3 separate regions of the Homo sapiens genome follow, and regions 2 and 3 are each linked to region 1. The links are chromatin contacts, found by Hi-C or POLR2A ChIA-PET in ENCODE. All regions are on one chromosome and are shown on one strand. The core of a region is the stretch at or near the end of the contact, and the rest is flanking DNA. Distances in the headings are between cores, read along the strand shown.

Region 1 (3,569 bases), core at 330-2,829:
TGAGCTTATCTTTCCATTCATTACTTCAACATTTATTAGAAGCCTCTATCCATGTATTAACTCGATATTTACTAGGAGCTTCCATCAATTTATTGAATTCATCCATTTATTACTAATATGTACCAAATAATGTTAGACAGTAGGATATGAGGACACAGATCTATGGTGTTTCAGTTTTGTGGATGCAGGCAAATAAACTATAAAGGGAAGTAATATGGTACTGAGTGCTCTGACACAGGTATGAATAGAGAATGTGGGGATAGGTAATTGTAGCCATTTCTTTATAATGTGTGTGCTTGGGGTGAGATTCAGGAGAATACTACGGGGTGAAAACATTGGTGGAACAGAAAAAAATTTCACAAACTAACAGTTGCAGAATGGCTACAGATCATATCGGAAATGAACCACACACTTCTGTATCTGTAGTCCTCTGCGTTGTGAAAAGATTGACTTTTTTCAAAACAGGTCAAGGAATTTGGTTATGTCAAACACAAAGTTGCCTCTTTTTTCCTTCTGACATGGTAAAAGAAAAAAAACAATCCCATAGGATGTGTTTGGTTGGCCATAGTATATTGAACTTATCTTAACCGTCTCAAAACGCATGTCAAGGACACCACTGAGACTTCTGAGTACCATTTAAAAAATTGGGTAGTCTGGAAGTGTTCTAAATTGGACCGTTTGGGGTTTCTGTTAGGGCAACTTTCCCATTTACATCTTGGAACACAGCCTTTTGAATATAGCCCTTCGGGATTGGCGGGGAGAAGGGACCGCGATGGAAAAAGTCATCATCCAAAGAATGAAGAGGGAGGATCCAACATTTAGGATATTTTATTGACTTGCTAGGCGCGTTTACCTTATCTTCGTATTAACCCCATTTTCTTCATTAACCAATTGATGCTGTGAGAAGCTATGTAACTTGACGAGCAGTGCCCAGAACTGTTTTTTTTTTTTTCTGGACTCGGTCTTTTCCACTCAAAACCAACAAAAAACCAAAACTCGTTCTTTTCCACATCAAAAGCAAACAAAAAACCCCAACCCCAACCCCAAGAGCCCCACTCTTTCAAAAGGGCTTCTCCGGATCACTAAGTCCTAGAGGTCTTTGGCTAGGCCTGGGTCCGATCTAAATAGGAAGGTAATTCTAGTGTTCCGCAAATCCTTGCCGAATTCCATCCCGGCCAAAGCAGGGACCCGGGGGAGCCTCTGGTCGCACCCGAGACAGTTCGTTAAATACTCAGTGCACGTGCTGGGGATGGAAGTGCTGACCCACTGCTCAGGTACGCGCGCACCTGACGCCGCTTGGTGCGCGCCGCGGGGTACTGGGTACGTGCTCCGCGCGCGCGCGCCCGGCAAAGTTCCCCGTACGTGCGCCGTACGTGGGCGCGGTGCCCCAGCGCTCAGCGTTTCAGCGAGTGAGTGGGCTCCGTGCCCAGCTGAAGTCTGGGAGGGGCACTTTTCCAGGCGGTCGCGGCTCCCCCTGGCGGCGGATGTGCCTCGCTGGAGGGGCGCAGTCAGGCGTTCTCCGCGGGCAGCCGGCGGCGGGGCCTTGCCTTACAGCGCGGGGTCCTCGGCGGCCTGGGTGGCTACTGCCCCTGCTGCTGTCGTAGGCGAGGACGGCTGTTAGTGCTGCTGCTGTTGGTTCGTCGCGGCGGCGAAGGAGGAGGAGGAAGAGGGCGAGGCGACAAGAGAAGAAGGAGGCAGGCGCGGCGGCAGCGGCGGCGCCCCGAGCCGGCGGAGGCGAGGGGGGGGAAGATGGCGGACGTGCTTAGCGTCCTGCGACAGTACAACATCCAGAAGAAGGAGATTGTGGTGAAGGGAGACGAAGTGATCTTCGGGGAGTTCTCCTGGCCCAAGAATGTGAAGACCAACTATGTTGTTTGGGGGTAAGTCCGGCATGGCTGTGGCCCAGGGGTGGCAGGGCAGAGTTGGGCGCCCCCAGGCGACCTCTTTCTTAACCCCTCCCCCCGTTTCCCCTGGGGATGGGATAAAACGGGTGTTCGGGGAAAAGAAAGTTTCTCTCTAGAGCAGAAGTTGCACTTTTAGGGTAAGGAAAGAAGGGGCGGAGCTCTAGAGCAGTTCATCACTTAAAATTTTTGAGAAGCCCAAAGGAAAGGTACCGTGGGAGTTTCTGACTTTTACAGTTAATTTTTATCAGTAGGTATGTGTACCAGCGAAGTGTGGGACTGGTGCGCAAGGGATACCTGAACATAGGTGCACAAAGGAGCACACCGTCTGGTGCCGTAGACGCCTCTTTTTGTTCTTTATTTTTTTTTTCTCTTTTCCAGGCTGCTATGTAACTATCTCCGCTGGTCTTTGCAACTCCTGGTTTATTTCATCTCCTTTCATTGTTGGGGTGGGGGTGATTCCTGTAGAAGAGAAAAGGGAATCAACCCTGAAGTTAGGACCGGAAAGAAATTTGGTGAATTTGGAAGAGTCATAAAAGTCTGTGTTAGAGAGGTCTTCAGGAGTTGGTGAAATGAGTGAGCTTTACAGATCTAAGAAATAGATGGTGCGTGTGATTTTTCGGAAGTGTATTTTAAAGGGAAATGTTTGGGAATGTTGGTCCATGTGAAGTTTTATCAGTTTAAGTCATTCAGGAAAACTTCTAGAGACGGCTCTAACAGTCATTAGGGGCCTTTTTAATGATGTCACTGTCATTGGTGCATCGCTTCTAGAATTAGAACCTTGAGCTACAACTTCCCTACTCATTTTGTTTCTTTGAATGGAAGCTTTATGAAGAGTCGATGAAAAACTAGGGAAATTTAGTTTGTTGGTTGGTATTTATTTATTTATTTTTGAGAGGGAGTCTTGCTCTGTCGCCCAGGCTGGAGTGCAGTGGCGCGATCTTGGCTCACTGCAATCTTTGCCTCCTGGGTTCAAGTGATTCTCTTGCCTCAGCCTCCTGAGTAGCTGAGGTTGCAGGCCCCCGCCACCATGGCCGGCTAATTTATGTAGTTTAGTAGAGATGTGGTTTCACCGTGTTGGTCAGGCTGGTCTCGAACTCCTGACCTCAAATAATCTGCCCGCCTCCACTTCCCAAAGTGCTTGGATTACAGGCGTGAGCCACGGCGCCCTGCCTATTGGTTGGTTTTAAAATTTTTTTGTCTTATGATTTAATTAGCTTTATAAAATGTTGATCAAATGACATTCTGAGTTTCTGGTATTTTACCCTTTCGAATAATTTGCATAGGTAGAATTACATGTGGTTGGATTTTTAGTGAATTTTTTTTTTTTTAGACAATGGCTAAGGAGTACCTAGGGTGTGAAGTGGTTCAATCTGAGGATTAAAAAAATTCCTAAGACTCTGGTTTCTACCTCAAAGGAGGTTAACTTAGTCTGAATAGAGGAGATTAAACAGATAAGTTGATGTGAAATGCTTTCTATAAGTTGATGTGAAATGCTTTCTACAATAGCTTTTGAAGACAGCAGTCACTTCTAGTTGGGGTTATTTAGGAGAAGGTTCCATAGAATTGTCTTTGGCAAGTTCACATCCAACAAAGTTTTCTTGAATGAATGAATGAATGAACAAACAAGCTTTAAAGAATAGGTAGGAATTCTCTGGGCTAAATGAT
Region 2 (3,569 bases), core at 305-2,804, 7.8 Mb before region 1:
CGCTCCATCACTGCACGCTCCATCACAAAAATGCGCCCTTTTGGACATCTGATTTCTCCTTGAAATGTCAGCTGTCTCAAACCAATAGATATGTCCACTACCTATTGGGGGAAAAAGTAAATGTAGTTCTCAAGTAGTGGTTCAAGTTACCCTAGGTTCAACCCTCAGCCTGATACCTTCCTATCATCAAGAGCTTATAATCAGAGACACTTAACCAAAAGCGTGGAGGGACGGAAAAAGAGCAAATCTTGCCACTGATTTCTTTCATAAAAAAGAAAGAGCGTCCCAGGCCTTCCTCCTCGCGCAGCCAGGCCGGCGCCCACTCCGCAGGCTGCGAGGCGAGGCCCCCAGCACCCGCACACCCCCGCCCCGGATTGGCCAGCCCCGCAGTCACTCAGTACCGACACGTCAGGGCAGCCGCTCCCTCCCTCCTCCCGCCCCCTTCTCCCCGCGCTTGGCAAGAAAAGCGGGCAACGTGGAGCGGGAACAAAGGACCCCGCGGCCCACGGCGATCGGGGACTCCGTGCCACCCTACTCCAGGCCCGGGGCTGGCTGCCCGCCCACACGAGCCGAGTCTCGAGAGCTCTTCCAGAAGAGAATCCCAAACCCCAGGCAAACCCGAGGCGAGGCGTCCGTTCCTGACAGCAAGAACGGGGAGTCCCGCGCCCTCCTTCCGGCGGGTCATCCCCGCCCGCGGCGCCCTAACCCAGGCCCCCCAAAACCCTTCGAACAAAAAACTCTTGTTCCTCCCAGCCTGCCTCACCCGCGCCAGTGTAGCAAAGGGGCTCCAGCCTCCGCGCTCTCCGAGGCGACCGGCGCCCGCTCTCGGCCGCCAACGCAACTTGGCAACCATGGCAGCGCTGGAGCGCGGGCCCAGCGCGGCGCGGGCTTCACGTCCCAGAGGGCGGCGGCGGCCGCTTGGGGCTGCCTCCCCTGATGAGGACACCGCTTCCGCGCCTCCCACCCTCTTCCCATCCGCCGGCGCCATCCCTTCTTCTCGGATTCTAGCCGCGCCGTCTCCCTCATCTGTCGTTCGTAGAACCAGCGCGTATTACCTGGTTCATCTCTGAAGAGATGGAAACATTCATTTCTAGAGCTTCGATGGGAAGCAGGAGGAAGCGGGCGGGAATCGGCCCAACGGAAAGCGCCAGAAGGCGGCGGAAGACGGGAGCGGTCAAGTAGAAGGACGAGGGGCCAGTCCGTGGAGACTGAAAGGAAGGGGGAGCGCCACCGAGAACTCGCGGGAACTCGCTCGCTCGCCGATACAGCCGCGCCGAAGCAGCAGGCGGAGAAACTGCGCCCAGCAGCTCTGAGCGACCGACCTCCACGCGCGACCGGGAGACACTGCCTCCGCCGCCGCCGACCGCTCGCGCCGCACCCCCTCGCACGTCACCACGTGCGCTGCCGCCGCCGACGCCTCCCAGCCCGCTTCCGTCTCGAATCCATCTGCAAATCACAGGCGAGCTCCATAAAGATCCCACTCTAAGCCCCGCCCCACCCGCGGCCCCGCCCACATCCCGCCCCGCCTTCCTCCCTGGTCTACTGGGGTTCCTTCCTTCTCGGTGTAACTAGGTCAGCGCAAGGTGATCCTGAGGAGATAGGCGGCGCTCGGGGGGCGCCCTCGTTCCTCTTATCGCGCCTTTGTCCCTCCCTCCGTTCCTTGCCCCGCACCCTCACTTTCGCCGCCCTGTGCGTTGCCTGTCCCGGAACTGGTTCCCTCAAGCCGCCCTCACCTGTTCTGACTTCCCCTCGAGGCACAATAGCCTGAGAGATCAGACGTGGGAGATTAGATTGCTCGGCGTCAGACCTACTTCTAGGCAACCCCCCCTAGACTGGAGCTGCTCGTCGTGGACATTAGGATCTAGTTGGGCATGAGCCCTTAACTTAAGGGTCGGGGGGGAAGTGGCGGGTGCGGAGAGGAGGCGTGGAGAGTGTGAGGAAGAAGAGAGGCACTCTGAGAAGAAGTCGAACAACTAACCCCTCATTTGGCCTGGTTTGGGTGAGAAGATTGAGTCACTTGGGGAAAAAAATATTGGAGAAGTCAGAGAAGGTGTAAATCAGTGGTGCCACAAACACCAGTTTACTTCCACTTTTCACCCCCCGGGTCTGTTTTGTCTGCGTGCAGCTCTCCTCGTGTCGGAGACGCTGAGTCAGTTCTCTACTGGTCTTGCCCTCTTCCGGAAAAAGAAAACACACCTGAGAAGTGGTAGTTCCTATCCTAACCTACTGGGGCCCTTTATACCAGGTGCCAAACTTCATTATCCACCCCACCACCTTGCCCGGGAGGGAGATCTGTGAAAGCGAAACGTGATTTAAGCTGGGATCTGGCAGCAACTTCGTGGACTCTGAAGGGCACGTGGGAAAGGAGTTTTGATTGAAGGTGAGGGATTTAGTGAGGTAAAATTATATCCAAATTAGAGTTTGGTAAAGGCTTCCAGGTTAATGTCCTGTTAACGCTTATCCTGATTTGTGGAGGACACTTAAGCTGTCTAGGCCTAACCTTGTGTTTGATCACTCACCTTAATTTGTAGACATTCTAGGAGCTCTTTGTCAATGCCTCTTACCATTTTTATCATTAACTATTTATGCTTATAGAAGCAGGAAAAATAAATTGTGGGAGCCTTCATCTGCAATAGGTTTACAACTTTTTTTCTAAAATCTTGAGGCAAGGAGACTTATTCCCCCGCCCCTTTTTTTCTCACAGATTTCTTGTATGTCTCCCTCGCCCCGCCCGCACCCCGTCCCCCCGCCCCCGGACAATTAATTGTAGGAGGAAACAAGAACTAAGATGTCTATTCGAGTGATTTTTTATATCTTTCTTAAGGAGAAAAAGACTGACATTTGACACTGTGCTCTTGTTTTGTCTTGCTGATAATAACTGACAGCAATGTTTACTTTTCTTACAAATGAAACTATCAGGGTACGTACTTTTAAGCTCTTTAATACAATGGGTTTCATCCTTCCAGTGGGAGAGTATGAATTGCCCACTCTGCGTAGACACATGACTGCTGGCCTGTTGGACACATGGTCACACTTGCTATACTCTAAATAGTGTCTTTGTGACCTGAAACAGTCAACACTTTTCTTAAAGCTACAGTGTGCCCACACTCATTGTATTTTTGCTTTGTATGGAATTTCAAATTTACTTATTACCTTCTCTATGAATAATAGCATAACTTATGCATTCCATTTATGCCTTTCAGGGAACCTGATGGTTAATTTCTACCTCTTAAAGTAACACATTATGTTGTAAGATTTTGCTCTTAATATAGCAGTCCCCCTTATCCTTGGTTTCACTTTCCAAGATTTTGTCAACCATGGCCCAAAAATGTTACATCACTACTCTTGCATTTGGGGGGTATTATTACATAAAATGATAGTTATATGAACACAAGCACTGTCACACTGCAACAGTCTGACAACCCAGACAGCAACTGGCTAATGGCAATCTGGGCAGGGACAGAGCAGACTGTGCTCCTCAGAATGGTGCACAATTTAAAACTTATGAATCGTTTATTTCTGGAATTTGCTATTTATGTCACAATACTTATGTCATTCACCTCACTTCA
Region 3 (3,569 bases), core at 696-3,195, 5.0 Mb after region 1:
GGTCACTCCTCCAATGGCTCTCCTTTTCATTCAGAATAAATTTTAAAGGTTACAAGATTCTACAACTATACCCTTCTTGTACCCTACTCCCTCTTCTGATTTAGTCAGCTGCTTTCCCACCGCTCACTGAATTCTAGCCTACACTGACCTCCTGCCTATTTCTCAAACATGCCAAGCCCACTTCCACTTAGGGTCTTTGCATTTGCTGATCCTTCTGTGTAAAATATTCTAACCCTGGGTAGCCAAATGGCTAATTTCTCACTTCCTTAGTTCTCTGCTCAAATGTCAGAGAGGCATTCCCAGACAAACATATTTAAAATAGCATCCTCCCTCCCCATGTCTCCCTACCCTGCTTTATTTTTCTATGACTCACCATCTGGCATAGTAGGTATTTATTGGCTTTTTTTTTTTTTTGGCCTTTCCGACTACAATATAAGCTCTATGACAGCAGGCACTGTATATCTCGGTGAGCTGTTGTATCCTCATTCCTTAGAACATTGCCTAGCCCATTTATGAATATTTGTTGAGCCACATGAATCAAGGCCTCCTTTTGAGATCGTGAACGTTTTCATTTATTTATTTATTTTTTTGAGACGGATTTTCGCTCTTTCACCCACGCTGGAGTGAAGTAACGCGATCTCTGCTCACTGCAACCTCCTCCCCGCCTCGGGTTCAAGCGATTCTTTTGCCTCAGCCTCCCCAGTAGCTGGGATTATAGACTCCTGCCACCACGCTCGGCTAGTTTTTGTATTTTTAGTAGAGACAGGGTTTCGCCATGTTGGCCAGGCTGGTCTCGAACTCCTGACCTCAGGTGATCACCCCCCCCCCCACTTGGCCTCCCAAAATGCTAGGCTTACAGCCATGAGCCACTGCGCCCGGCCATTTTTCTTTTTAAAAATAAACTTTCCAGATCTTAATTTCATGGCTTTAACATTTTAAATGTTTGAGGTATAATCTACTCATTCTTGGCTCTAATCTTTTTGTCAGGGAAGTTAAACTAGTGAGAGACCTATGAACAACAGCAACAATTTAATGAGCACGTCTTATATGCCAAGCTTTGTGGTTAAGCACTTTGCTTTATCTCACTTAATTCTAACTATGGTCCTAGAGGTTGGTATTACAACTAATCTCCTTTTACAGAGAGTTACTGAGACTTGGAGAGGTTAAATAACTTGCAGCCAGGTCACAAAATTAATCACTGAGTTGAGACGACAATTAAGGTATGGCCGACTCCATACTGCCTCCTAGCCGTCTCCTCGAGTAGTTCATGCCCTGTTAACTTAAGTCGTGAAGCTGCTGGTGTCAAAGCATTCCTTTTGCAGTTTCGTGTACTAGGGTTCTGGGTGATTTTGCACATATTTATTTCAAAGATCCTCCGTACCACACCAGGGAGTTTACCTTCTGGAATGTTGTTGAAGCCCCTGTCCTCTATGCTGGGACACTTTCATGCAACGTTTGCTTAGCCAGACTCAGGAAAACGCCTTTTTTTTTTTTTCTCATTTCCCTGCACTCCACATTAAACACAGAGGTAGTTTAAATCACCTGGTAAAAGAAGATGGGATCACAAACGCTGTGGTCCAGAAGGGAACATCAGTAAGTCGGTTCACCGCTTGCAAGTGGGGGCACTTACATATAAATGAAGAAAAAACAAGTTCTTAAAAAGCAGCCGACCCTGGGTTCTTAAAAAGCAGCCGGGGAAGAGGGCTCAGGGGACCGGACGCGGTGCCCCGCACCACGCTAGGCCTGACAACCGGAAGAGAGGGGCCAGGAGGGGCTCCTCCAGAGCGACTTCGGCTCCAGTAGGGAAACCGCCGAGGCTCCCCCAGCTCCAGGGAGCGCCGGGGACGCAGGCGGGAAGCCTCCATCGGGCAGCCGGCCTGGACTCACGACGCGGGGTGGGGCCGGCGCCCGCCCCGCCCCTCTCCTCGGGGATGCCGGGATGTTTACACTCCTGACAGCGGCGGCAGCAGGAGGAGGATCGGGAGTCGCGGGAGGATGGGCCGCCGCTAGGCTCGCACTCCGGACGCGCCTCGCAGTGCGCAGGGTGGGTGCCCCGCGCCTGCAGCGTCCGCCGGGGCGGCGCGGCGGGAGGTGGCCGACAGGCTCCGGGCCTCGCAGCCTCAGCCCCCGGCCCAGCGCGCTTTCCGACGGCGGCGCCGCGCCGAGCCACCCGCCCGCCCAAGGTCTCTCGCGGGCGGGAGAACGGAAAACTCCCAACTTCCTGGTGAGTCGCTGCCCAGGGTTCAGGCGCCCGGACCGGGCAGCTCCTGCCGGGAGGGGCCGCCTGCGGGAGTCGGGCCGGGAGAGGGAGGTCGGGACCGCGCGGGGCGGCCTCCGGGATACCCTCGCTCGGGGTAGGTGGGGCGGGGCGCGCTGCGCTCGAGGCGGATGGGGGTTTCGGTCTTGTTCGTTGGCAGCGGTGGGAGGGGGCGGCAGGAAACTTCATACCTGGCCCCGGCTCTAGAGGCCCGAGGCCGCCAAGGGCGCCGCGGTAACTAAGAAACTCCGTGGCCACGGCGGCGGCGGCAACAGGTCTTTGGTTTCGGGACCCGAGGAACTTAAGCGAAGTCCCGCCTTCCGGCGGATGCTCATTGGCGACGTCGGTTATTTATCTCTCGCGGATTGGTGAAGTCCGTCTGTCAGGATTCGGCAGCAGCCCGACTTAGGAAAGTGAAGTGCGCTGGGAGAGAGTGGGTGGTGGGAGCCGGCAGATAGGGGAGAATCCGAAGTGGCTTCAGAAGTACAGGGAGCGTGAGAGGTCTGTCGGAGAATGAACTTGGGAGAGACTCGGGATTACAAAATGTCGGAGAGAGGGATTGCGAGGCAATAGCGAACATTGCTGGTGATGGTGGCAATGGAAAAGAAATTGAAAACTGAGGCCAAAGTCAGAGAAGGGTAGCCAAAGGAAAACAGAGAAAAGTGACAAGACCGTATGACCGCAGAACAGTGTAAGGAAGCGAGCACAACCTAGAGGATGCTGCCTTGAGAGCTAAAGAACTTCTGTTGCCTCTGTTACACTGTAGGCCTTCACTCCTAAAACCGCAGCATCCTCTATTTAGTCTTGCACTGGGAGCGTACTGGGGTCGCGGAGAGATGATGTATCGTGTTCTCACCTTGCTGTAGTCCTCACTGGGGAGAAATGCTAAAAAATATACTTAGTTTACAGTAAGATACATGTTACTGTCCTTGCGCAATTCTGGTGACTGAACTGAAAATCAGAAATACACAGAAATAAAATGATTATTCTCCTTTGAGGTTACTGAGCTCAAGGATGCAATTGAAAACACCACATTTCCATAGTTTGTAGAGCCTAATGTACCCATCATAATGGGAACCACTGTTTCTAGTTCCTCCTCCAAGGAATTTACAGTTTCAAGGCTATGCACACTCCCTCCAGGCGACAGCAGTATGTCTTGTCAGGTTGCATTAGAGAATTAAAGTACAGAGTATGTGTATTATAAATATGTTCTGTTCAGGACCTTGAGCTGCTGGTGGTGTGGTCGAAGAATGGCATAGTCCTTGCACTCAAAAGCTACAGTATGTTTGGGACAACCGGTCAAACCCTGAAA

The links. Hi-C counts contacts between places; a loop is a spot of excess contacts on that map. ChIA-PET counts read pairs that join two places held with the same protein, here RNA polymerase II (POLR2A). Pooled maps may share reads with other maps.
Region 2: a map of naive thymus-derived CD4-positive, alpha-beta T cell shows a loop between it and region 1 (5-fold over the local background). The contact joins the promoter of CBSLR here to the promoter of CDC73 in region 1. A Hi-C loop is called at or near these places in 1 of 168 maps with a recorded cell type or tissue (naive thymus-derived CD4-positive, alpha-beta T cell) and 5 of 50 pooled maps. POLR2A ChIA-PET finds 5 or more read pairs at or near these places in 1 of 52 experiments (activated CD4-positive, alpha-beta T cell).
Region 3: a loop to region 1 is called in a map of CD4-positive, alpha-beta memory T cell, with 9 times the contacts of the local background. The contact joins the promoter of NEK7 here to the promoter of CDC73 in region 1. A Hi-C loop is called at or near these places in 2 of 168 maps with a recorded cell type or tissue (CD4-positive, alpha-beta memory T cell and naive thymus-derived CD4-positive, alpha-beta T cell) and 10 of 50 pooled maps.

What each region holds. Positions count from the first base shown.
Region 1 is chr1:193,120,452-193,124,020 of GRCh38, forward strand. It overlaps CDC73 (cell division cycle 73), which reads left to right and starts at 1,580. Exons shown (of 17, transcript NM_024529.5): 1 at 1,580-1,880. The coding sequence starts at 1,750. RefSeq lists enhancers at 1,077-1,723, 1,628-1,697, 1,724-2,368, 1,968-2,017 and a silencer at 1,388-1,467.
Region 2 is chr1:185,315,898-185,319,466 of GRCh38, forward strand. CBSLR (CBS mRNA stabilizing lncRNA) reads left to right here and starts at 1,555. Exons shown (of 4, transcript XR_007066771.1): 1 at 1,555-2,380. It overlaps IVNS1ABP (influenza virus NS1A binding protein), which reads right to left and starts at 1,346. Exons shown (of 15, transcript NM_006469.5): 1 at 1,056-1,346. RefSeq lists enhancers at 672-1,285, 1,935-2,034, 2,285-2,364 and silencers at 775-834, 1,295-1,604.
Region 3 is chr1:198,155,053-198,158,621 of GRCh38, forward strand. NEK7 (NIMA related kinase 7) reads left to right here and starts at 1,946. Exons shown (of 10, transcript NM_133494.3): 1 at 1,946-2,224. RefSeq lists enhancers at 1,132-1,191, 2,622-2,671 and a silencer at 1,782-2,381.